2 separate regions of the Homo sapiens genome follow, and region 2 is linked to region 1. A link is a loop called in an ENCODE intact Hi-C map of the cell type or tissue named here. Cell type or tissue: IMR-90. All regions are shown on one strand. Links, peaks and the distances in the headings refer to the core of each region. The heading gives the core; the rest is flanking DNA. Region 1 overlaps FBXW8 (F-box and WD repeat domain containing 8). Region 2 holds the start of LOC100506551 (a long non-coding RNA gene).

Evidence for each region. Hi-C counts contacts between places; a loop is a spot of excess contacts. Peaks named below come from ENCODE experiments on the same cell type or tissue, not always from the same donor. Only the 100,000 strongest peaks of a DNase experiment are listed, where the experiment ranks them.
Region 2: a loop joins it to region 1, with 2.0 times the contacts of the local background. A loop is called at or near these places in 2 of 110 quality-filtered maps.

The regions. Positions count from the first base shown.
Region 1 is chr12:116,913,670-116,925,246 of GRCh38, reverse strand. The region is part of intron 1 of FBXW8 (F-box and WD repeat domain containing 8); the gene reads right to left. Among named protein-coding and RNA genes, the nearest start is that of FBXW8, 8.5 kb to the right of the region's middle. In IMR-90, for the core only: a CTCF peak has its summit at 8,251; DNase peaks (open chromatin) are centred at 8,266 and 8,996.
Region 2 is chr12:116,977,958-116,989,534 of GRCh38, reverse strand. FBXW8 (F-box and WD repeat domain containing 8) reads right to left here. Exons shown (of 11, transcript NM_153348.3): 6 at 4,133-4,329; 7 at 666-872. LOC100506551 (a long non-coding RNA gene) reads left to right here and starts at 2,198. Exons shown (of 4, transcript NR_103809.1): 1 at 2,198-3,881; 2 at 4,159-4,352; 3 at 9,116-9,285; 4 at 9,946-11,577. In IMR-90, for the core only: no CTCF peak of the experiment used is centred there; DNase peaks (open chromatin) are centred at 6,234 and 6,614; H3K4me3 peaks cover 427 bases; H3K27ac peaks cover 763 bases.

The DNA of each region.
Region 1 (11,577 bases), core at 3,578-11,577:
CCACCCCACTAAGGCAGCCTGTATCCAATGACTAGTCCATGGCTGGGTACAAAGGCCTGGCCCCCTTGCTCAGTTCAGGACCTCTCTGAAAGGAAAACCCACTAAACCACCTACATGCAAATCTCCATTTCAGAATCTATTTTTTGAAAAGTTCAATCTTTTTTTTTTTTAACCAAAGTGATAGACATGACCCACGATAGTCCTGTGTTCAATATATTCCCAAGGTTTCTTAAGCACACCTCCAGAGACATTAGTCTAGGTAAGCTACTTCCTCTCCCCTACTTGAGGAGGATACTAGAATGCAGGTAAATGAGTGACATCACTCCACCAGACAAACCAGAGTAAATTCAAGGTTTAGTAACTAATTCATCAACTTCAGTTTGTTATTATTGGAAATATCATTTGAGAAACACCTTACAAGAGGCAGAGTTGTGAGCATATTTGGCCCTGTGGTTGAAAACACACCTCTTTTATTAGTGTGCATGATCTGACAAGGATATGAAGCCACATCCTGGACAAAAGCTGTGGTCTAGTAACCACATAAATCCTACTACTGTCGGGCAGCAGAATGTCTTAGGCACTCTGATTGGGTACTTCCCACAGTTCATAAATGTAGGTTAAAAACACTACTTGCTACTAGTGTGCAGAGAAATACCTTGTTATCTAAAACACACTATCAGACAGAGGTTGGTTAATGGATATAAAAGTGCAGCTAGACAGGAGGAATGAGTTCTGGTTCTCTGTGGCACTACAGGTTGACTATAATTCACAACAATTTATTGTATATTTTCAAATAGCTAGAAGAACAGATTTTGAATGTTTACAACACAAATAATAAACGTTTTAGGTGATGGATACATTAATTACCCTGATTTGGTCAATATACATTGTATACATATATGACACCGTGCCCCATAAATATGTACAATTATAATGTGTCCATTAAAAATAAATAAATAAAGATGCTATCAGTGTTCCACCTAGACTACTGCGAAGCACATAGCCATCCAAAAAGTTATGGGCCACGTTAACCCAACTCTACACTGACTTAAAAACATGAAAATGGACAACACTGACTTAAAAACATGAAAATGGACAACCTGTCATTTCAGAAACAAAGATATTCCAAGAAGAAGGAAAAGGAATTAAAGACATTAGAAATATTAAAATAGAGAAATCTGGTCAAACTATAAAAATATCAACATGGCTACAATATTTAGAGAAAGTAATTTTGGGCCGGGTGCAGTGGCTCACGCCTGTAATCCCAGCACTTTGGGAGGCCGAGGCAGGCGGATCACGAGGTCAGGAGATGGAGATCATCCTGGCTAACATGGTGAAACCCCGTCTCTAATAAAAAAATTAGCCGGGCCTGGTGGCAGGCGCCTGTAGTCCCAGTTACTCAGGAGGCTTAAGTAGAAGAACGGCGTGAACTTGGGAGGCGGAGCTTGCAGTGAGCCGAGATCGCGCCACTGCACTCCAGCCCGGGCGACAGAGCAAGACTCCGTCTCAAAATAAATAAATAAATAAATTAATTAATTAATTAAAAATACAAAAAATTAGCCGGGTGTGGTGGCAGGCGCCTGTAGTCCCAGCTACTCGAGAGGCTGAGCCAGGAGAATGGCGTGAACCCGGCAGGCAGAGCTTACAGTGAGCCGAGATCGCGCCACTGCACTCCAGCCTGGGTGACAGAGCGAGCGAGACTCTGTCTCAAAACAAAAAAAAAAAGAAAATAATTTTGCAGTAGTTGAATAGCTCTCAGCAATGTGAGACTGGCCAAATTTATTCTATAGGAAACCAATAAATTCAAAATATTAGTATTCCTTCAATGTTAAGGAAAAGTATCTGTTTGATAACATACAACCTTGCTTTTAATTCTTTGACAATGTCTCAGATATCGATTCTCTACCACTATTGGGGACTTTCGTCCTGTATTACACATTAAAATCACCTGTGGAATTTAAAAAAAAAAATGCCAAGGGCCCTACCAAGACCTACTGCCCTGAATTTCCAGGGTTAGGGCTCAAGCACCTCCTTTTCTTTTGAGACAGAGTCTCGCTCTGTCGCCCAGTCTGGAGTGCAGTGGCACGATCCTGGCTCAATGAAACCTCTGCCTCCCAGGTTCAAGCGATTCTCATGCCTCAGCCTCCCAAGTAGCTGAGATTACAGGCACACATCACCACATCTAGCTAATTTTTGTATTTTTTAGTAGAGACAGGGTTTTGTCATGTTGGCCAGGCTAGTCTCGAACTCTCGGCCTCCACCTGCCTTGGCCTCTCAGAGTGCTGGGATTACAGGCATGAGCCACTGCACCCGGCCTCAAGCACCTCTTTCTCAGGCGATCCTCATGCACACTAAAAGTTGAGAACACAACCATACATCATAGGCAGATATAAAAATCTATCCATCCCCTTTTTCCTAGTCAAGGGAAAAAAAACACACACACACACACTCAAAGGGGTCATATTACTTATTTAATTTAAAGTCAGTGAATACTAGATTTTCCCAAAGTCTACTGGACTTACTCCAAAAACACTGAGAGAAATTGCAAAGAGATCCATCCCCAGGGAGGCTGATTTGTATTCCTATGTGCTAATGTAAGACTAATTCTGTAAATGGATTGGTTTTGTGCCTTACTGTTAGAAATTTAATCTGTCTTCTCTTGTTTAATAGAAGAACAGATAATTACTAAGAGCCAAAGCAGTAAAAAGTGAAGAAACTGACTTAAGGTTTTTGTTCCCAATGTACATCTCCAGGGCAAAGAGGACATGAAAGATCTCTCTGGGTGGTGGTTTAAGAAACTGAGAAAAGCACCTTGAGTTCAAAGAAGAGATTTGCAATAACATTTTTACTAAATCTATGACTGAAACTAGTTTCTTTAGGCGTTTATCTCAACTTTCCATGTACTGCAAAAGCTGAGTGGAGTAGACCCACACAATCTCAATCAGAAGAAATAGATGAGTTTCAGTTTCACCTGTGTCTTCTTTGAGAAGAAAAAAACTGGTTGGCTGGGGGAAAAAGGTCTGAAAGGCAGTCGAGATAAATAAGCATCCATTTATAATCCACAATTTGTCTCGAAATATATATTCTTATATACAAAAAGAAAAAAAGTCAGAAATAGGCCAGGCACAGTGGCTCATATCTGTAATCCCAACACTTTGGGTGATTGAGATAGACAGATCATTAGGGGCCAGGAGTTCAAGACCAGCCCAGGTAACATAGTGAGACACTGTCTCTAGACAAAATAAAAATAAATGAGCCAGGTGTGGTGGCATGCACCTGTAGTTCCAGCTACTTAGGAGGCTGAGGTGGGAGGATAGCTTGAGTATGGGAGGTCAAGGCTACAGAGCCATGATCACACCACTGCACTCCAGCCTAGGCAAAAGCGAGAGAGAGCCTGTCTAAAAAAAAAAAAAAAAAAAAAAAAGTCAGAAATACACCAAAATGTTAACAATGGTAGCCTCTAAGCAATTATATTACTAAAGACTTTTATTTTCTTCTATTCTTCTGAATTTCCTAAATATTTCTACAGTGAGCACATGATATTTTCACAGACACAGAAAAGCAACACATTTTTAAAGTAAGGTAACTTATGTTCAAAATACTATCTAAATTCAGGGCCACACCAGGTGCTAGGGGGAGGGAGGTGCTGTTAGCAAGTATATAAGAAATGGTCTACACTCAAAGAGCTAAAATCTTTTATAGAGGTAAGTCATTGTCACGTAAAATGAAATACAGGAGACTACAACAGGCAATATAGATCGTCCCCTAAGGTACTCCAAAGTTCATTAGTAAGCCAGCCATATAGAAGCTGGAAAACATTTCTCCAAACAAACAATGCTACAAAGAGCGGCTAAGCTCCCAAGCAGTCCACAAAAAAACAATTCGTCTCTTAACATTTAACCTAATCCCCATGCCTAGCTATGAGGAAGAGCAAAAGGTATTCAATAAATGTTTGTTGATCACATGTGCGGGTGATATAAGTGAACTATAATACTATAGAATCTAACCAGCTCAGTGCATTGCACACAGTAGATGCACAATAAATGTCCATGGAATTTGATTTATCCTTTTTTTACGAGAATAGGCTTTCCAGCTTCAAGACATATTCTCACTCTCCTGGGGACTCTGGCAAGGAAAGAAGGTAGAAGATGCCAATCTAAAGAAATGCAAGTGCTGGGGGAAATCCCAGGAGGCTGGGTGTGGTGGTGAAGGAGGGTGGTGTGAAGCAAAATGGGCTGGGCCTCTGCTTTGAGCCCCCTTTTAGTCTAAACTGGGATCTGAGCTTTAGGACATGGCGAGGAGAGAAGACAGGAAGAGGAGAAGCTTCAGGTCCCAGAGGGGTACCACAGTGGGTGTGGTTTTTGAAACCACAGTGGGTTTGTGAAAAGAGTAAAGATGTTCACATTAAGGGTCCCAAACACTGCAGGCACATTCCCACCATCAGGATTGGCTATAGAATTTGGGGGGCCTGTTGGTCACAAATGATTAAGATCATTACAAATGATCAAGGCAACAGAGCATTAAACTAAGTGCGGGTCCTGGTCACCACAGAACCTTTGCACTTGCCCGTCTTGGCCTAGAATCCCCTCCCCCAGATCTCTGTATGTTCACTCCTCACCTCCTTTAGGTTCTCCATGAAATGTGACCTTCCCAGAAAGACCCTGTTGGACAGCACTATTTAAAATTACAGCCCCTCCCCTGGCAGATACACTCTATCCTGTCTGCTTATTTCTTCTCCAGAACATTTATTTATTACCTGACAATTATTTGTCCATTGTCTAACTCCCTCTTCCCCAGAATGTAAGTTACACAAGGGCACAGGCTTTTTTCTGCCTTGTTCAATGCTATATTCTCAGTGCCTGGAACAGTGGCTGGTACCAAGAAGACACTTAATAAATATTTGTGGGATATGAATGAAACCCAAGCTGCTTCAAGCAGCAGACCGTTCCAACAAAGACCGCATGTAAGTCACAAGTTGTTCTAGTATACACAGGCATCATTTCAAAAGGTTCGTAAGTGGAGGCCTGCTAATTCACGAATAACATGAAAAAATGAACAGCACTGAGGATAAGAACTTTTTAGTTGGGGGAAAGGGAGAAATTTGGGCTGGAGAAATCACGGAAGAATTAACACAGGAGACAGAACTCAAGCTGAGCTTTAAAAGGCAGGCAAAGAACAGGAAAGAGGAAAGGAAGTTATTCCAGTTAAGTCAATTCATGAGTACACATTTGGTTTGGTTTGCTGTCTCACTGCATATTAGCCAGAAGAAAAGTGTTCACATTAGGGAGCTTACTTATTTGTGTTTAACTTAAAAACAGAAGAAGGTTAAGCCATTAAATCTATCTTGTTGGCAACACAGATGCAGGATCTGACAGGTTAAATATTGACATGGTGAGTGATAAATATTGGCCAGCAGTATTAAAACTTTCAGCAGACCTAAAACTCCATATCTTAACCTGGAAGGATGCTTTGAATGTTCAAGGGTTCTAACAATCATAGAGCCTTTATAAAGTCGCAGTCAGAAGCAGCAATTTTGCCCACATTATTTCAACTCAACAAACATAGATAGGGCCCCTACTGTACTAGTAAGGCAGGTGGAGTTAGAACAGTAAGGCAACAGATCCTGCCCTCCAGGGATTCACAAGAGGCGGAAGCTAAGGGCTTATCGGTGATAAGCTTCAGTAAAGAGGAAGTAAAATAGCATAGCAAACTCTGAGTACTAACGATAATGGCACCAGCTTACATTTATTGGGCCCTTACTGTACTCCAGGCTCAGTGCTAAGTTCCATGCCTATTTCATTGCCTCTTCACGAGATAGGTACTAACATCATCATCATTTGACAGCTAAGGCAGGGGAAATTAACTTGCCCAAGGCAAACTGGTAACAGCAGAGCCAGAATCTGAACTCAGGTCTGCTTGACTGCAGAGCCCAGCCCCATAGCCAAGACTGTCCTGACTCCATTAATGTCATTCTTTTAGTTAAAAGAAACAAGACTTTAGGCTCTCTGAGGACAAGGAGCCATTCTGTTTACTGCTGATTCCCCAGCACTGAGCTGATCAATGAATATATGTTGGATGAACAGAAAACACAGTCGTCCCCCCTTATCCGCGGTTTTGCTTTCCATAGCATCAGTTACTTACAGTACAGTATTATGAGAGCCCACATTCATATAACATTATAGTATACTGTTGTAATTGTTCTATTTTGTTGTTGCTGTTAATCTCTTACTGTGCCTTGTTTATAAACTTTATCATTGCTCTGTGTATATAGGAAAAAAAAACATGGCATATACAGGGTTCAGTACTATCTGCATTTTCAAGCACCCACCGGGGGTCTTGAAATGTATCTCCAGTGGATAAGGTGGGACTACTGTATTCTCAGTTAGTGCTGCGTCACACACCCACCTAAAATGGATATCAGTTATTGCTCTTTTTTCCTGCCCAACATCCACTTCCTCTATTTAGGAAACCATCCCACTCCCACTCTTAGTCAACACAATTTAGGCAGAGCTGACCTCACCTTCATCTTCAGGAATGGGCAATGGATTCGAGTCTGAACAATTTGAATCAGTGATTGGCTGAAAGGTGGACACATGACCCAGTTTGCAGCAATGGGAATTTAGGTTCATGACTTGCAGCTCTCTTTCCCTTGAGTTGCTAAGCAGATAGAAGACTAGAGTTGCTGGTAGCCATTTTTCCCCAAGAGGAAAGCCTGTCTGTGAATAAAGTCAACAAAAGGAAAGCAGGATTAAGAGAAGGCAAATCCTACTTACCTTAGGTAAGCACCCAGAACAAACATTACCACCTGGAATTTTCAGTTACAGGAATCAATAGATTCCAGTTTGGGTTTTTAAGCCAGTTTGGGTTGGGTGCTTGTTGCCTGCAGCCCAGAGTCCTGATACACCACCTAAATAAAAATGGAGCCCAAGCAAGTTGGTATCACAGCCACTCCACTGAAGAAAGCAGCACACTTGCAATTATACTCAGGTATATCCACTATCTCCAAGAAGCCTGGGTTTATGAACAGAGGAGAAGAGAAGACAACAGAGAAAGTGCCTACTGCCTCTGAAATTCTGACCAGGGATGTGTTCTTTCACTAGTTTACTTATACTAAGAACTCTATCAGGTGCCAACTGAGGTATTCCCAACTCATCACCTAAAAAGAGATGGCTGCTAAGTGCTATTACTAAAAGCTTCATAAAACATGAGGCTTGGGAGGAGTCCTGCGTTGTTTTTTTTTTGTTTTTTTTTTTTTGAGGTGGAGTCTTGCTCTGTCACCCAGGCTGGAGTGCAGTGGCGCAATCTCGGCTCACTGCAACCTCTGCTTCCCGGGTTCAAGCAATTCTTCTGCCTCAGCCTCCCCAGTAGCTGGGACTACAGGCACGTGCCACCACACCCGGCTAATTATTGTATTTTTTAGTAGAGACAGGGTTTCACCGTCTTAGCCAGGATGGTCTTGATCTCCTGACCTCGTGATCCATCCACCTCGGCCTCCCAAAGTGCTGGGATTACAGGCATAAGCCACCATGCCCAGTGAGTCCTGCGTTTTCATGTCAGCTTTGCTTGCCCATCAGAGGTTCTGGCCTATACCAGCCAGATGACACTCCAAGGCAGCACTGCTCACCTACCCATCCAAAGGCAACTTCACTTTTGATTGCTAACTTATTAGTTGTTCTCTCTCTAGTGATGGATACTGAAGACTCTGAAGTGGAGGAGACTGCACCAGAAATACAACAGGGTGCACTAATGAAAGTGCCAAAGGTTGGAGAAGAAACGGGGGCAGGGAGGAAGTGTAAGAAGGTAGTACCAGATTTTATTTCCCATTCATGTCAAGTGGATCAGCTTCTGTTAAAGATTCTAGGGAGTCTCAAATGGAACTAACTCTTCCTTTCAGGAGCCACCCATGGATCAAGCAAGGATTCTTGGGAAGGCACAAGGCAAAGATGATAAAATGGTTACCCAAGGCAGATCTAGCCCACTGACAGGTTTTGTTTAACCTGCAATGTTAGCACCTAAAATCTTATTAATTTTTATTAGTTACCAACAATTAAAAATTGGAAGAGCTTTTGAGGTAGACTGACATAGTGATGGCCCCAAATTTGTTCATGTCTCTCTGTATCCAAGCACTTGGGTAAATCCACACTGACTCTGGACTTGGCCACATGAGAATAACAAACATGACCTATGCAGACTTCAAAAGCACCATTGCATCTGGCCACTGGGGCTCGCCCTCTTGCTGCTCTTGTAACTCTGAGAATGCCCACTTGGGGCTAAGCTAAGCTGCTGTATGATGACTCATAACCCAGATACACACCTCTTTCTCTCTCTCTCTCTCACACACACACACACACACACACGCACAATTAGCCAACCCCTAGAAGCAGAGCAGCCTAGGTGACCACAGCTAACCTCAGACACACGAGTGAGCTCACCCATGCCCAGCCCAAGCTGCCACCCTGCAAAATGGTGAGCTAAATCGTGGTTGTTTTAAGCCAACGTTTTGGATGGTGTTTTTAAGTGAGACAGAATCTATTTTGCCCAGGCTGGTCTCAAACTCCTGGGCTAAGGTGATCCTCCTGCCTCAACTCCCCCAGCAGCTGGGAGTACAGGCATGTGCCACCATGCCCAGCTTGGATGGTTTTCTCATGCAGAAAAAACTGAAGGAGTCCACATAAAAATACATATTCCCAATTAAAAAAAAAAATCTAAAGACCTTACAACACTGGGACCACATTCCTACAGGGCAACAACCAGCTAATGGGGGCAGTGGTTATTACCCTGACCCCAGCCATGGCATGTATTTCCCAATGTGTCTTTATCATCTTGCCCATGCTGGGGTCAAGTTCTGCTGTCATGTCATCTCAGCTGGGTGTTGATTTATGGTAAAGAAGAAAGTGAAATACTACATTCCACATACACAAGTTACTATCAAAAGTGAGAAAACCAGTACAACTACTTTGGAAAACTGTCAGTATCTACCAAGGCTAATCTATGCATACCTTATGACTCACCAATTCCACTCCCAAATGAATACTCAGGAAAAATGTGGACACATTTTTCAGAAGATGTACAAAACATTTATGGTGGCACTATATCTGAGAGTCCCAAACTGGCTATCAACAAACTAGCAACAATTCCCATCAACAGTAGATAAGATGTGGCATATTCATAGGGATCAATCTCACAGATAATGCCATACACGAGAACTCAAAGACACATGAGTATGTGCTGTTTGACTCCACTTAATATACAGTTCAAAAACAAACAAACTAAATGTGGTGTTAGAAGTCAGGTGAGGCCAGGCATGCAGGCTCACACCTGTAGTTCCAGCACTTCGGGAGGCCGAGGCGGGCAGATCACAAGGCCAGGAGTTCAAAACCAGCCTGGCCAACATAGTGAAACCCCATCTCTACCAAAGATACAAAAATGAGCAGGCCGTGGTGGTGCATGCCTGTAGTCACAGCTACTAAGGAGGCTGAGGCACAAGAATCACTTGAACCCGGGAAGTCAGGGTTGCAGTGAGCCAAGATCATGCCACCGCACTCCAGCCTAGGTTACAGGGTAAGACTCTATCTCCCAAAAAAAAAAAAAAAAAAAAAAAAAAAAGTAGTCAGGTGAGTGGTTACCCTTGGGTGGAAGAGAAGTCAGGTGAGTGGTTACCCCTGGGTGGAAGAGAAGTCAGGTGAGTGGTTACCCTTGGGTGGAAGGGAACACAGGGCAGGGGAGGTGGTTCTGACATGCTGGTGATGCTGCCCTGTGACCTGGCTGCTGTTTACATGGATGTGTACACTTGAAAATTCATCAAGCTGTGTATTTAGGCCCTTGTAAAGGTCAATACATAGTTTGAGCTTAAAAACTTTTAAAAGTGGGAAAACAAGACCAAGATGGCCATGTTTAAAGACAATTCCTACATGTTTAATTGTGACAAAAAGAACAGCTGCCACTATGAAACGAATTATAAAGCTATGACCAGAACACATAAAAACACCTGATGAGCTGGGAGAAAAGACCTAATGTGCAACACCCAGCCTACCTCACTCACGTGCATTACCTGCCTTAGCCCTGTGGGCTCTGGGGCTTGCAACCACTGACACAGGAATCCAAGCCTTTTCCATAAACCTTGTCATCATTTATCAGCCTGGAGAGAAGGAGTAGGTTTATTATCTAAAAATCAGTTACTTTCCTAATGCTCATCTACAGATTAGTTGAAAATAGCCACTGGAGAGAGTTGTTGGGAGAAATGAAGACGATAATGTCTCTAAACCCTTAAGACAGTACCAAGGAGACAGTTTACGCACACAATGAATTATAACTTTATTTATAGCAGTGTTACTAATGATTGCAAAGTCTTGTTTTCATTTTTTATTTTTTGAGATGGAATTTTGCTCTTGTTGCCCAGACTGGAGTGCAATGGCACGATCTCGGCTCACCACAACCTCCGCCTCCTGGGTTCAAGAGATTCTCCTGCCTCAGCCTCCTGAGTAGCTGGGATTACAGGCACCCACCACCATGCCTGGCTAATTTTGTATTTTTAGTAGAGACAGAGTTTCTCCTTGTTGGTTAGGCTGGTCTCGAACTCCTGACCTCAGGTGATCTGCCCACCTCAGCCTCCCAAAGTGCTGGGATTACAGGTATGAGCCACCAGGCCCAGCCTTTTTTTTTTTTTTTTTTTTTGAGACAGGGTTTCGCTCTGTCACCTAGGCCGGAGTGCAGTGGTGTGATCCCGGCTCACTGCATCCTCGACCTCCTGGCCTCAATCAATCCTCCCACATCAGCCTCCCAGGTAGTGAGGACTACAGGAACATGCCACCACGCTGGCCAATTTTTGTAGAGATGGGGTTTCTCTACGTTGCCCAGGTTGGTTTTGAGCTCCTGAGCTCAAGAGATCCATCCACCCACCTCAGCCTCCCAAAGTGCTAGGATTACAGGCATGAGCCACCTTGCCCAGCCACAAAGTTTGCTTTTTGCCTGCTTTTGACAGGGTCTTGCTGTGTCACCCAGGCTGGAGTGCAGTGGTGCAATCATGGCTCACTGCAGCCTCAGCCTCCTGGGTTCAAGCGATCCTCCCACCTCAGCCTCCCAAGTAGCTAGAACTAAAGGGGTGCACCACCACACCTAGCTAAATTTTTTAAATTTTTTGTAGAACCAGGGTTTCACTATGTTGCCCAGGCTGGTCTTGAACTCCTGGGCTCAAGCAATCCTCCTGGCTTGGCCTCCAAAGTGGTGGGATTACAGGTGTGTACCACCACACCTGGCCTACAAAGTCCTCTTTAAAATTAGAGGTGCCCCAAAAGTTGTATGCTACTCATAGAGAACCTAGTAGTACCTAATGTGGTGATTCTGAAGGGGGCAGAGGAGACCAGGGAAATGAATTCCAGGAAGACAGGGAAGGCCTTTTCCAACAACATGAAATAGATTCAGATGTACCCTCCAGATTCTCCAGTATGCAGGTCCCTTCTATTTTCAGAATACTACAGACCCTTGAACAACATGGGTTTGAACCGCGTGGGTCCACTTGTATGCAGGTTTTTTCCATAAACGTTGCATCGAATGTGCCTGCCTCTCCTTGCACCTCTG
Region 2 (11,577 bases), core at 2,311-10,310, 66 kb before region 1:
AAAGAGCATCAGAATGCACTTTTATGCACTGTTGGTAAGAATGTGAATTCTGATGCACCTTTTTAGAAGGGCAATTTGAAAATGTCCATCATTATCTCAAGTACACATCCTAGAGATACACTATATATAAAAGGACTTCTGCAAGCTGCAATATGCATTGTAGCATTGCTTATAGCAGCCAACACAGTGAAAGCAAGCTAAACACCTACCAGTGAGGGGCCTGGCTAAACAGGCTATGAGCTAGAAGCATATGCTGGAATCCTAGAGAGGGAGAGCTTGGTAAAAGCTGACATGGAATCCTCTCTCCAAGGCACATTATGGAGTAAAAATGTTGGGTACAGAACACTATGTATACTATGATCCCATCTCTACAACAATATGTTTTTAGTATACAAATGTACCTATATATGCATTAAATTTTTCTAGATGGATACCTAAAAACTGTTAATAGTTTCTTCTGTGCAGGGAAGTTGGGGGAAGGGAGGAGAAAGAAAATGATTACTTTTCATTTGCAATCCTTTTGAAGTTCTTGAATTTTTTGACCATGCTTATATACTGGCCTGATATATCTGGAAAAATATTGAAGAGCTTTAATTTTTCAATTCCCTTCTAAAAAATAAATCTATATTCTTTTTTGTTAATTATATATCTTGCTAGTTGTGTACCTTGCTTCCTTCGTACACCCATCCCAGACCCTGTACACCAAAAGCAACTTGGTTGGCCGAGACGTCTAGACATGTGACAGGCGGGCCGTGGGCGTAAAGGAGGGTTCTGGCGGAGTCTTCGGCTTTGAGCAGGTACATCAGATCTCCAGCAGCGGCTACTGCCACAGGGTACCTTCTGGTTTCTGGAACTATTTCAAGGTACTGAACCTGTTAAAAGGTAAGAGTTGTTTAGTCCCATAAATTCATCCTGACTTGATCAAAAATATGCAATTCCACCTACACATCAATGAGAAGACCAGCAACCCAACAGAAAAAGATGGGCAAATGAAACACTCACAGGAAATGAAACACAAACAGCTCTTACACAACAGAAAAGATGCTCAGTATAAGAGAAACATAAGACACACCTAAAAAGAGAAATATAAAATGAAAATTCATTGAAATATGATGCTTCACCTTTCATATCGGTAAAGATCAAGAAATCTGATAACACCCTGGGCTGGAAGTGAAGGAGGGAAAACCATGTTCCATGTTTCTGGATCCCACTTACTGCTGGTGGGGATATAATCTTGTCCAACTTGTATCAAGGGAACTTTGGCTACTCTTATCAAAATACCAAATGAACATGCACTCTGACCCAGGATATCCACTTCTAGAAGTTACTTACAAATAAACTCACATATATAAAAAATGATTATGTACAAGGTTATTCATGAACTGTAGTACAATTGTGTCTTAGCTAAAAACTAGAAAAACAGAAACACCCATTACTAAGGGACTAATTAAATAACTCAGTGTATCTATACGCTGGAATACCATGCAGTCCTAGAGGGAAGCATGAAAACGTTCTTTATAAAACGAAACAAATGGCATGGTTCTCCCAGATAAGCTTAGCGGGTAAAGCAAGGATGCAAGATGAGTTAGGTAACCCCACCTGCTGACATGTGTACAAGGTGGGGGTGGAGAAAGTACACAATGCGCTTGACTCGCACATCCATACATCTTCTAACAATGGCTGCCTTCAAGGAGGGAAGTGGATTATGAGATGGGGAGATTTCCCACCATCAGCTTTATTGTGTCTTTTAAATTCTGAACCATGGGGATGTAATAGCAATTCAAAAAATAAAAGGTTGGGGTTTTTTTGGTTTTGTTGTGTTTTTTGTTTGTTTGTTTGTTTACAATGAACTGAATAAATAACATTCAGCTCCAAATTCGCAAAAAAAATTTTAACATTTGTGTCAAAATGTGTGGCCAAAAGGTTAAAAATATCCAAGTGATCTGCTGTCTCCTGGTTTCAACGTCATCAGGGTCCATTTGGCCACCAGAGGGTAAGGAAGGCTCTACAAACACGCATGTTTCTACCCACCCCGCTCCCCAGTCCTGACTGCGTCACCGCCGGCACTTTCTCTAATGTGCACGAGTCTGAGACGCACTTTTCAAGAATAATTTGATTCTGTCCATCCACAGGCGGCCCATTTCTCCGCGGTGCCGTTCGCAACAGGCTTTCGCCTCTGCGAGTAAATCACGAGAGGACACATAGAAGGTGAGCCACACTAATTATGAAAATCCACAGTGTGAAAGGACAGCGCTGCCCTGACCATATGCCAAAGAGTTCAAAGCCGGCCTCCAGAACACGGTCCAGAAGAGCTGGAGGGAGCGTCAACATCCGGGGGACTCTGCTAATACTCGGGCCCAGCTCCGCAAGCTGCGGGTCCATCACAAAGGACAGCCGCACTAGGCTAATATCGCAGACCTGGGAACACTGCCACTGCCATTCAGGGGCGTATATGGACAAGACAAAACTGGCTTGGCTCTTCGGGCCAGGGGTGCCTTTTCCAAGGATACTCAGAGCATTTTGTGGGAACCTTTCACTCAAAGTGAAAAATAATTCCTAAAACGTGCATAAAACCCGCCTTGAACAATGGCTGCTCGGTTCCTCTCACTCCCCCAAATCATGTCTCATTTTCCTACAACTGATATCCTCCGTCTAGCCCTTTAACTTTATCTCCGTGTTGGCTTTCTGACAGACCAAGAGGCTCAGATTGACAGTGGTGGTGCCATTTGCTGGGGGCTGTAAACTAGTTCAAAAAGCTTCCAGTCTGTGCCAGGATGCCACCTTATTGCCAAGGCAGGATTTGCACTTTACAGAGAAACTGGCATCTTAAGTAAGTATCTGGGTCCATACAGTGATTGCTGGTCTACAGTATTCGTTTTTTTGTTGTTTTTTTGTCTTTTTTTTTTTTTGAGACGGAGTCTCGCTCTGTTGCCCAGGCTGGACTGCAGTGGCGATCTCGGCTCACTGCAAGCTCCGCCTCCTGGGTTCACGCCATTCTCCTGCCTCAGCCTCCTGAGTAGCTGGGACTACAGGCGCCCACCACCACGCCCGGCTAATTTTTTGTATTTTTAGTAGAGACGTGGTTTCACCGTGTTAGCCAGGATGGTCTCGATCTCCTGACCTTGTGACACAGTATTCTTTAATCACAGACTAAATAGTAAGTACTATGGAAGTTTTGAGAACAGAAATGTACTTTCACATTTTTCTAATAAAACCCAGATGAGCTGACAGCATCAGGCCATTTTAGGGGAGCACTATACTCAAAGTGCAGACGCTCCTGGAGGTGAAGCAGTGATGCCATGGCTTTCTAAGTTATTCTAGTCTAAGAAGATTCCCAACAGACAGAAAGAGGGAGGAACAGGATTGGTTCCAGGTCAGGCCCTCAATTCATCACTCAGTGTTGGCTTTTCTGCTCACTCTCCTACCAGTGCCAAAATCAAGTTTGTTTAAATTAAATCCTAACTCAGCATAGACAGATTTGAGCACTTCCTTCTTAACACCAAATCATCTCCCACTCTACAAATCTAGAGGTTCCTGTACCAATGAACTCAGAAATAAGCTCGACATAAAGAATTCTTAAGGCTGGCTGAGCTGCACACATGACATCCTGGAACATGGCTACCCAATTAACACCAACTTAAATCTATCTTCACGCAAGAGTTACTTTAAATTTCAGGTGAGACAGTCTTGGGATGAAGAAAGTGTAGGAATGGAAACCTTCCTTCCCAGATGGACTGGGATAACACCACTGAACTCATTCTCACTTATATATTAGGTCAAACTGATCTTTGATTCCCAAGGGTGAGATTCCACCGTGTTAGTCTGAAGAAGGCCAAGGAACCACAGTGATGAGCAGCTCTGGCCCTGAAGTCAGCCCTGAGGTTTGAATCGTAACTTCTTACCTCTGAGAACTGGGGCAAGTCAGTTCACTGCTCTAAGCAGCCTGAAGTGGCTTCTTGGTAAATGGGGAAAATGCTACTACCTATTTTGTAAGGCTGTAGTTAGACTTATGGAGGTAAGGCCCGCAGGAAGCTCTGAGTGAATGGGAGTTACCAACACCATTAGTACGTGCTTACATTAGACCCAGAGATTCTAAGAATAGAAAATAAGATGACCAGACTAAAAAGCTCACCAGTTTCGGAACTTCAAATTCCGCAGCTATCTGCCAGTACCCCTCCTCATTGGGGGATAACATCACGACATCAAAAGCAGAAGCTGTGGCCACGGTTGCATCGTCCTGGCTGAGGGCTAGTGCCTGTATTCTTGCATCGTGCTCAAAACGATGAACAGGGTACTTTCCGGTCCTTAAATCCCAAATATTAAGAAACCCTATGCAGCAAGAAACAATGCAGGTAACAATTTTAAATTTACTTAATATGTTCAATTATTTTAAAAACATGCAACACAAAGGAAAATTTTTTAACGGAGATACCTTGGAAATGAGACCCAAGTCTAAACACGAAATCACTTACGTTTCATATATACCTGATGCACATGGCCTGAAGGTAATTTTATACAATATTTTATTTTACTTTTTTATTTTTTAGAAACAGTGCCTCACTCTTCGCCCAGGCTGGAGTGCAGTGGTGCTATCATAGCTCACTGCATTTTTGAACTGATGGGCCTAAGTGATCTTCCTGCTTCAGCCTCCCAAATAGACAGGACTACAGGCGTGTGCCACCATACCCAGCTAATTTTTAATTTAGCTGAGACACAGTCTCACTATGTTGCCCAGGCTGCTTTTTTGAACTACTGGGGTCAAGCAATCTTCCTGCCTCTGCCTCCCAAAGTGTTGGAATTACACGTGTGAGCCAACGTACCTGGTCTATACAATATTTTAAATAATTCTGTGCATGAAGCAAAGTTTTGGCTGTGTTTTGGCTACAAACCCATCACATGAAGTTAGATGTGAAATTTCCTACATGTAGCATCATGTCAGTGCTTAAACAGTTTCAAAGCATTTTGGAATTTTGGATTAGGGATGCTCAGCCTGAATTTCACATCCTTCCTCAGCGCCATCCTCCTAAAGCCTCTGTTAGCAGCAGTGCTTTATTTTGCACAGCTCTAAAACCTGTGCTTCAATATCCCACACTTGCCAAAAATGCCGATTTTCCACTCTTCTCCCAGCACCTGGAATGCTGCTACCCAGATTAATTCCTCTTTCACACACTGGCCACACACCCTTTCTCCAGGGTGGTTTCCAGACCGGTAGCATCAGTACCACGTGGCGACTTATTAGAAATGCAGACTGTCAGGCACCAGTAACTCTGGGGATGTCCACTGGAGTTTAGGACCAGTGGTCTACAGGAGCTTATGCTTTTCCAGTCAGATAACCTTTTCTGTACTTAGCATTTCATTGATTCTTCTTTCCTCAAAAATAATTTCTTTTTATCATTCCCAAGCTATTTCCTTCCCTTCGAAGATTTACCCAAGAAAATGATTACTCTCTGCATTAGGCTGGTTAATGCCTTGCTCCAATTCCAATTGATTCAATTTTTCAAAATTCACCAAGAAATAAATGTGTGGAGATAACAGTTTGTGACTATTTGAGTTCAAATCCAGCTCCAGCACTTGTTAGCTGACGGACTTAGGGGAGCTGCTTAACAGCTCTGAGCCTGTTAGCCTTTCTGTAAAGTTGAAGACAACATTACCTACTACATAGGACTGTGAGGCAGATGAAAGGAGACCGGCCACACGAAGCACTGAAGATGGACCATTCCTTTCTGTCTTTTATTTTTATGCAGTCTATAGTTCCTGCTGTGTTATAAAACATATTTAATCTATCAATGCTAATTCCCCTTCTATTGATCATCCGTAAATCTAGCCCTATTTCCTATAACTTCCTATTATCTAGAACAGACCAAGCTTTTTGCTTTCCTTCTCTTGGCAGTGTATCTTCCTATCTTTCTTTTTTCTTGCCTTCTACTTTGTCTTTAAACTATAAATGCTTTGAGTTTAGGATCTTACTATAAAGGATCATTCAGCACTAAATAAATATAGAGAATTGGAAGAAAATAATACATTTGGGCTGCTTTGCCAGACTTCCAAACTGTCAGTAGGCTAAGGAAGCAATTATAAACAAAAGCAGAGCCTTCTTCAAGCTAAATGTTGCTTCGCATCTAAAACACAGTGCACTCTTAAGAATTATGATAAACTTGGGGGATAAGCGGATCACAAAAGGTTCCACAGCACATTCCCCTGGCAATTATTTTGGCAAATTCTTTCCATCCTGACTCAGAAGAGAAAAATATGCTGCAGAAAATGCCAGTGGCTCTACATATCAGATGGGAGATCGGCTCTCCCATGCCAAGATGTCTGCTCTTAACATGGGCTTCCTTCAAACACTCTGCATTGCATTTGTTTGCATTTGTTTTGAGACATCACAACAGTAAAGAGAAAAAAAACTCCCATTTGCATAGAGCTTCTGAGTCTTCAGAGACTCGTGTGTCTCCTCTCACTGGGCATTCACTTCCATCTTGGGAGGCGCACCATTTTACTCCTCTCACAGAAAAGAAACAGAAGCACCGAGCGGTTAAACAACTTGGTCCAAAGCCACTTGTTATGTCATGACTTGGTACGTCATGAAGTTGGGCTGGAATTTAGCTGGAAAAGTGCAGGATGAGCGGCTGCATTTGTAAGTGCATAAAATAACTATGAGCTCAATGAGTAACTGACGTACACCATCACACTCACCCTGGGTGCTGCCAAGCGTGGAAGCTATTTAACCACAGCTCACTCTAAGCACACATGGAGTTTATCTATAAACACATTTTTCATTATTAATCAAGTATTGGCTTTGCTGGCATCATTTTTCCAACAGAACTTTATGCAATAAAATATCCTTCACCACAAGGTTGAGTAGCACAGAGCTATCCTGAGAAGAGTCTTTTTGGGAAAAAAAAAAAAAAAAATCCAGGGCTCCATCAATTAAATGGTCAAATCTTTCTCTCCTGAAAGCCTGTTGTGTCTTCATCTTTTTCGATTTCCCCTACTTCAATTATAAAGTGTCGCACTTGATCAGATCCTCACTTGTCGGGGGGCTGATATCACGTGCACAGTTCTTCAACATCATTTTTAGGTGCAAAATCATTTAGGATTGTATGTCCTCTTGATGAGTTGATTCTTTATCACAGGCAAAGTCCCTCGGTATCCCTGGTTACTATAGTCTTTGCTTTGAAATCCACTTTGCATGGCCACGCCAGTTTTCGATTAGTGTTAGCATGCAGAACTTCTCCCATCTTTTCGCTTGTGTCTTTATATGTTTAAAGTGGGTTTTCCATAGACAGCATGTAGTTGGTCTTGCTTTTAATTGGGGTGTTTAAATCATTTATATTTACTGTGATTATTCATAAGGTTGGGTTTAATCTACCATTTTGCTAATTTTTTAAATTTATCCCATCTGTTCTTTGCTCCCTTTTCTCCTCTTTTGTTGCCTTTTTTATTTTTTGGATTGAGTATTTGGGATAACTAAATGTGGTTATTCCATTTTAATTCCTTTGTTGGCTTGTTAGCCAAAACTCTTTGTTATTTTAGAGGTTGCTTTTGGATTTTAACATAAGTCTTTATCACAGTCTACCTGCAAGTAATAGTGTATCATTTCACATGTTATATAAGAACTTTAGGCTGGGTGTGGTGGCTCATGCCTGTAATCCCAGCACTTTGGGAGGCTGCGGTGGGCGTATCACTTGAGGTCAGGAGTTTGAGACCAGTCTGGCCAACAAAGTGAAACCCCGTCTCTAGTAAAAATACAAAAATTAGCCAGTCATTGTGGTGGGCACCTGTAATCCCAGATACTCAGGAGGCTGACGCATGAGAATTGCTTGAACCTGGGAGGCGGAGGTTGCAGTGAGCCAAGATAGTGCCACTGCACTCCAGCCTGGGTGACGGAGTGAGACTCTGTCTCAATTAAAAAAAAAAAAAAGAACTTCACAGCAGCATACTTCCATTTCTTCCCTTCCAGCCTTTGTGCTATTACTGTCATACTTTTTATTTCTACATATGTTACAAACTTTTTATTTGTACATCTTGTAAACCTTAAATACATTGTTATTACTTTTGCATAAGCAGGCAATTATCTTTTAAAGATATTTAAATAATAAAAAAGCCATTTCTATTTATCCATGTAATTACCACTTCTAGTTCTTTCACTGTCACTTTCAACATCACAAAGTCCTGCAGCTTCTGCAAGGTTTGCAATTTCCCTTTGAACTGTATTGTTGGATATCTGCCCCAAAAGCATATGGGCAGAGTGGGCAGGAATAGATACAGAAGCTAACAGGGAGGGGTGTTTGAGTGAAAGCTAATTTTATAAATGGTCAATTTATCAGTTACTACAGTTATATCATGGCTACTTTTATAATCTCAAAACTGCAAGGACTTGAATAGTGAATAACTGAATTACAAGAATGCTCTATAATAGTGTGGCTGATTATCATCAGCTACATTTAGCCAAAAAGGAATCAATGCAATAATACATTCAACAGGTAGTTACAGAGCTCCCTGTTTTGTACCAAGGCACTATTCTAGGGACTGGGGATATCACAGTGAATAAGACAAAATAAAACAAAAAAAGTCCCTGACTGATCGAGCCAACATTTTAGTGACATATAAGAATTGAAAGGATACCTGTTTTCATAAAACACACACTGGAGAGAAACAAATATTTAATAACTAAAATATAAAACACAATGATCACAGAGAGATATACACAAAGCACAATGGAACAATGAATAAGCTTAACTTTTGGTCATGCTGTCACACTATTTTAAGACCCCAGAAAAGGAGCAGCAAACTTTTCTAGATGTTTTAACTTGAACCAAGTCTGCATTTATTGCATAACTACTAAGGAAGAAGTAGTTAATGCCTGTCAGGGTCAAGGAAATTCACTTCTCAAATAGGTATTTTTTTTTAAATCTGATATAAATTCATTTGAAAGGTCAAGTGTTATCATACTGCGGACCTAGCAATGAAATGGATTTGGCTCCTGACACTGTGAACTTGTGAAATGGCAAGACTGTGTCCTTTTCCCTCTCTATGCCCTATGGTAAGGAATTCACAGTGCTGGATGTGGCTGTACATCAATAAAGGTTTGCTTAATGCTTGTCATATGTTTCAGCAATGGAACATTTGGTTGTAAGAAACAGACACCCACTGAAACTGGCTTAAACATAAAAAGGAAACTGACTGGAAAGGAATGAGGCTACTTCATGGAGCCCAAGGGCAGGAAGTACAGCTGGAGGTGATAAGGGATCAGAACCAGGAACCAGGAAGACATGCAGAACCAAGGTAGTGTATGTAACTTGTGTGCACCACAGATCTTATCTCTGCTTCTCTCTGCAATTCTATTTCATTCTTCTTTTCGGAAACCAGCTTTCTCTCATCCCTGGGTACATGGAGAAAGGTGGCTGTCCCCATTCCAGGAGGTCTTCTACTCCAAGAATGCAACAAAGTTTGAGTCCCAACCAGCCCATCCCAGTCCATGAATCAGCTTCCCCCAAGAACTGGGGCCCCATCCCTCATCCAATTAGCTGAGGCCAAAAGACTAACTCAAATACTATGAACATGCCCACCTGGAGAGGGCCTGGGGAGGGACCTCAGGGCAAGGAGACAACCCCCTGCCCAAAGATCTCTACGACTTCTCTCCTGCACAGTAGGCCAAGGTAAAACAAGAGAAAAAGTCTCAGCAAACACAAAGGGAGGTTCTACTTGGTTTCTTGGCAGTGGCATAAGAAGCAAGTGTTTTTTTTTTTTTTTTTTTGCCATTCCCTGCACCAGGCATCATCCTGAAGGCCAGAGTTTATAGCCCCCATTTTGCCCCACACTAGAGAAACAGAAAGAGCAGGTGTTTTTCTTCCTTCCTGACCAAACCTCAATAGCTGGATAAAAGATGATTAATTCTGAGTAGTGCTGGGATTGCAACAATACTGTTTCACTCATAACAAACAGGAAAAGGATGCAGACAAAAGAAGAAACTGGGTCTCTTGAAACATCCAGAAGACAAGTGAGGACCACTGGCCCAATAAAGGAGAAGGGGCAGGGCCTGGCACTCCCACCTGCTCCCTGGGCTCAGGACCCTCCACCTTGACAAGCAGCAGCCAGGCTGAAGGAACTCTGAGCTCAGCCTAGACCAGTAACAGCCATTAACGATGACATGAGTAACGATGGCCAGTCTTTCGAGGAGACATAAAGCCTGCTCAGCAGCTGTGGATGGGCACCCATGCCAGTTTGCAGCAGGCCCCTCCCACCTCCCTAAGGAGGCCAGCCAGAGTGTGGTAATGAAACTGCACATAGTGGAAATGGGATCTAAATGAGTTTAAACTGATTTATGTTAGCTTTTGTAAAGATTACTCGATATCTGGAAAGTGCTACCACTGTGAAATAATGTCGACAATCCTTAAGACCTCTGTCTAATGGTACTTGCACAGAATATTTATATTCTTCGTCATGGGAACAAGGACCATAATGGATACCATTTTTGTTTTATTAGGGATGCATATTTAAATTAATCTGCTATTTGCCTAAACAATTAGCTGCTTCTGTTTGTGTGCACAAAGCCAAAATTGCAATTAAGCTTCCATCAAAAAGATAAGTCCCAACTAAAACTGTCCCGGTGGAGTCATAAGAGCTCAGGGCAGAACTTTCCAAAATTACTTTTTAGCATAATGGTAATTATGTTAATTGCCTGAAAGGTAAATAACTGCTGAACTGGTTTTGGAAAAAAAACACAATTGGTATACTCTTCCCTCCCCTTTGATCTTTTCCATGCACCACAAAATTTAAAACAGGTTAACAGTTTCGAAAGGTCATAGACTAGTCCCTTCTTCAACTACAGAGCTGGTCTTGTGGTCTTTAGTGGTTTCTTGATTAGAAATTATTTCAGCCGCGAGCTCCCATCCTCTTGAGCTTCCACAATAAACACCTGAAGCTTGGTGTCAACTTCATGATCGTTAAATAGACAGGATCAATTAACTGCGTTCAGAGATACTGAATGAAGTTGACTATTTATAATAAAGACAGCTGGCAATCTCAATTTCTACCATGTAAATAAACACTTGCCTATCAGAAATTAATCAGGAGTCAAAAGAAATTCTGCAACAAAGGAAAAGGCATTTTGACAAAAATTTTAAATATACCCATAGCACTGACTTAACACGTACCTCTTTGTTCATTAAGTCCACACATCACCACTCTGAAATGCAGGCCAGAGACATAAAACTAGCATAAAGTTGGACAGGACAAAAGTTTTTGCTCTTCATGGAAGAGGTGCCGGTGGGAGATTAGTATCAGTGTAGACAAGGGTCATAAAGAACAGCTAAACCACGGAGGGTCACGAAAAAGGAAAAAGGCTGAAGTTTCTTGTTACTGCAGCTACTGTGGCATGCCATCCTGCTTTCCCGCTGACCACAGCGCTACAGCTCTGTTGCCTAAGGCAGAAAATAAACAGAAAACATTCTGGAATCTGCATTTTAGATTGACAAGTAAAAGAATCTGAATAGGCTTATGGAGGAGGCGACTGGTTAGGGCATAAACAAAGCAGCGAGATCACCAAAATAGAAACTGAGTCAAGAGAAGAGGAAG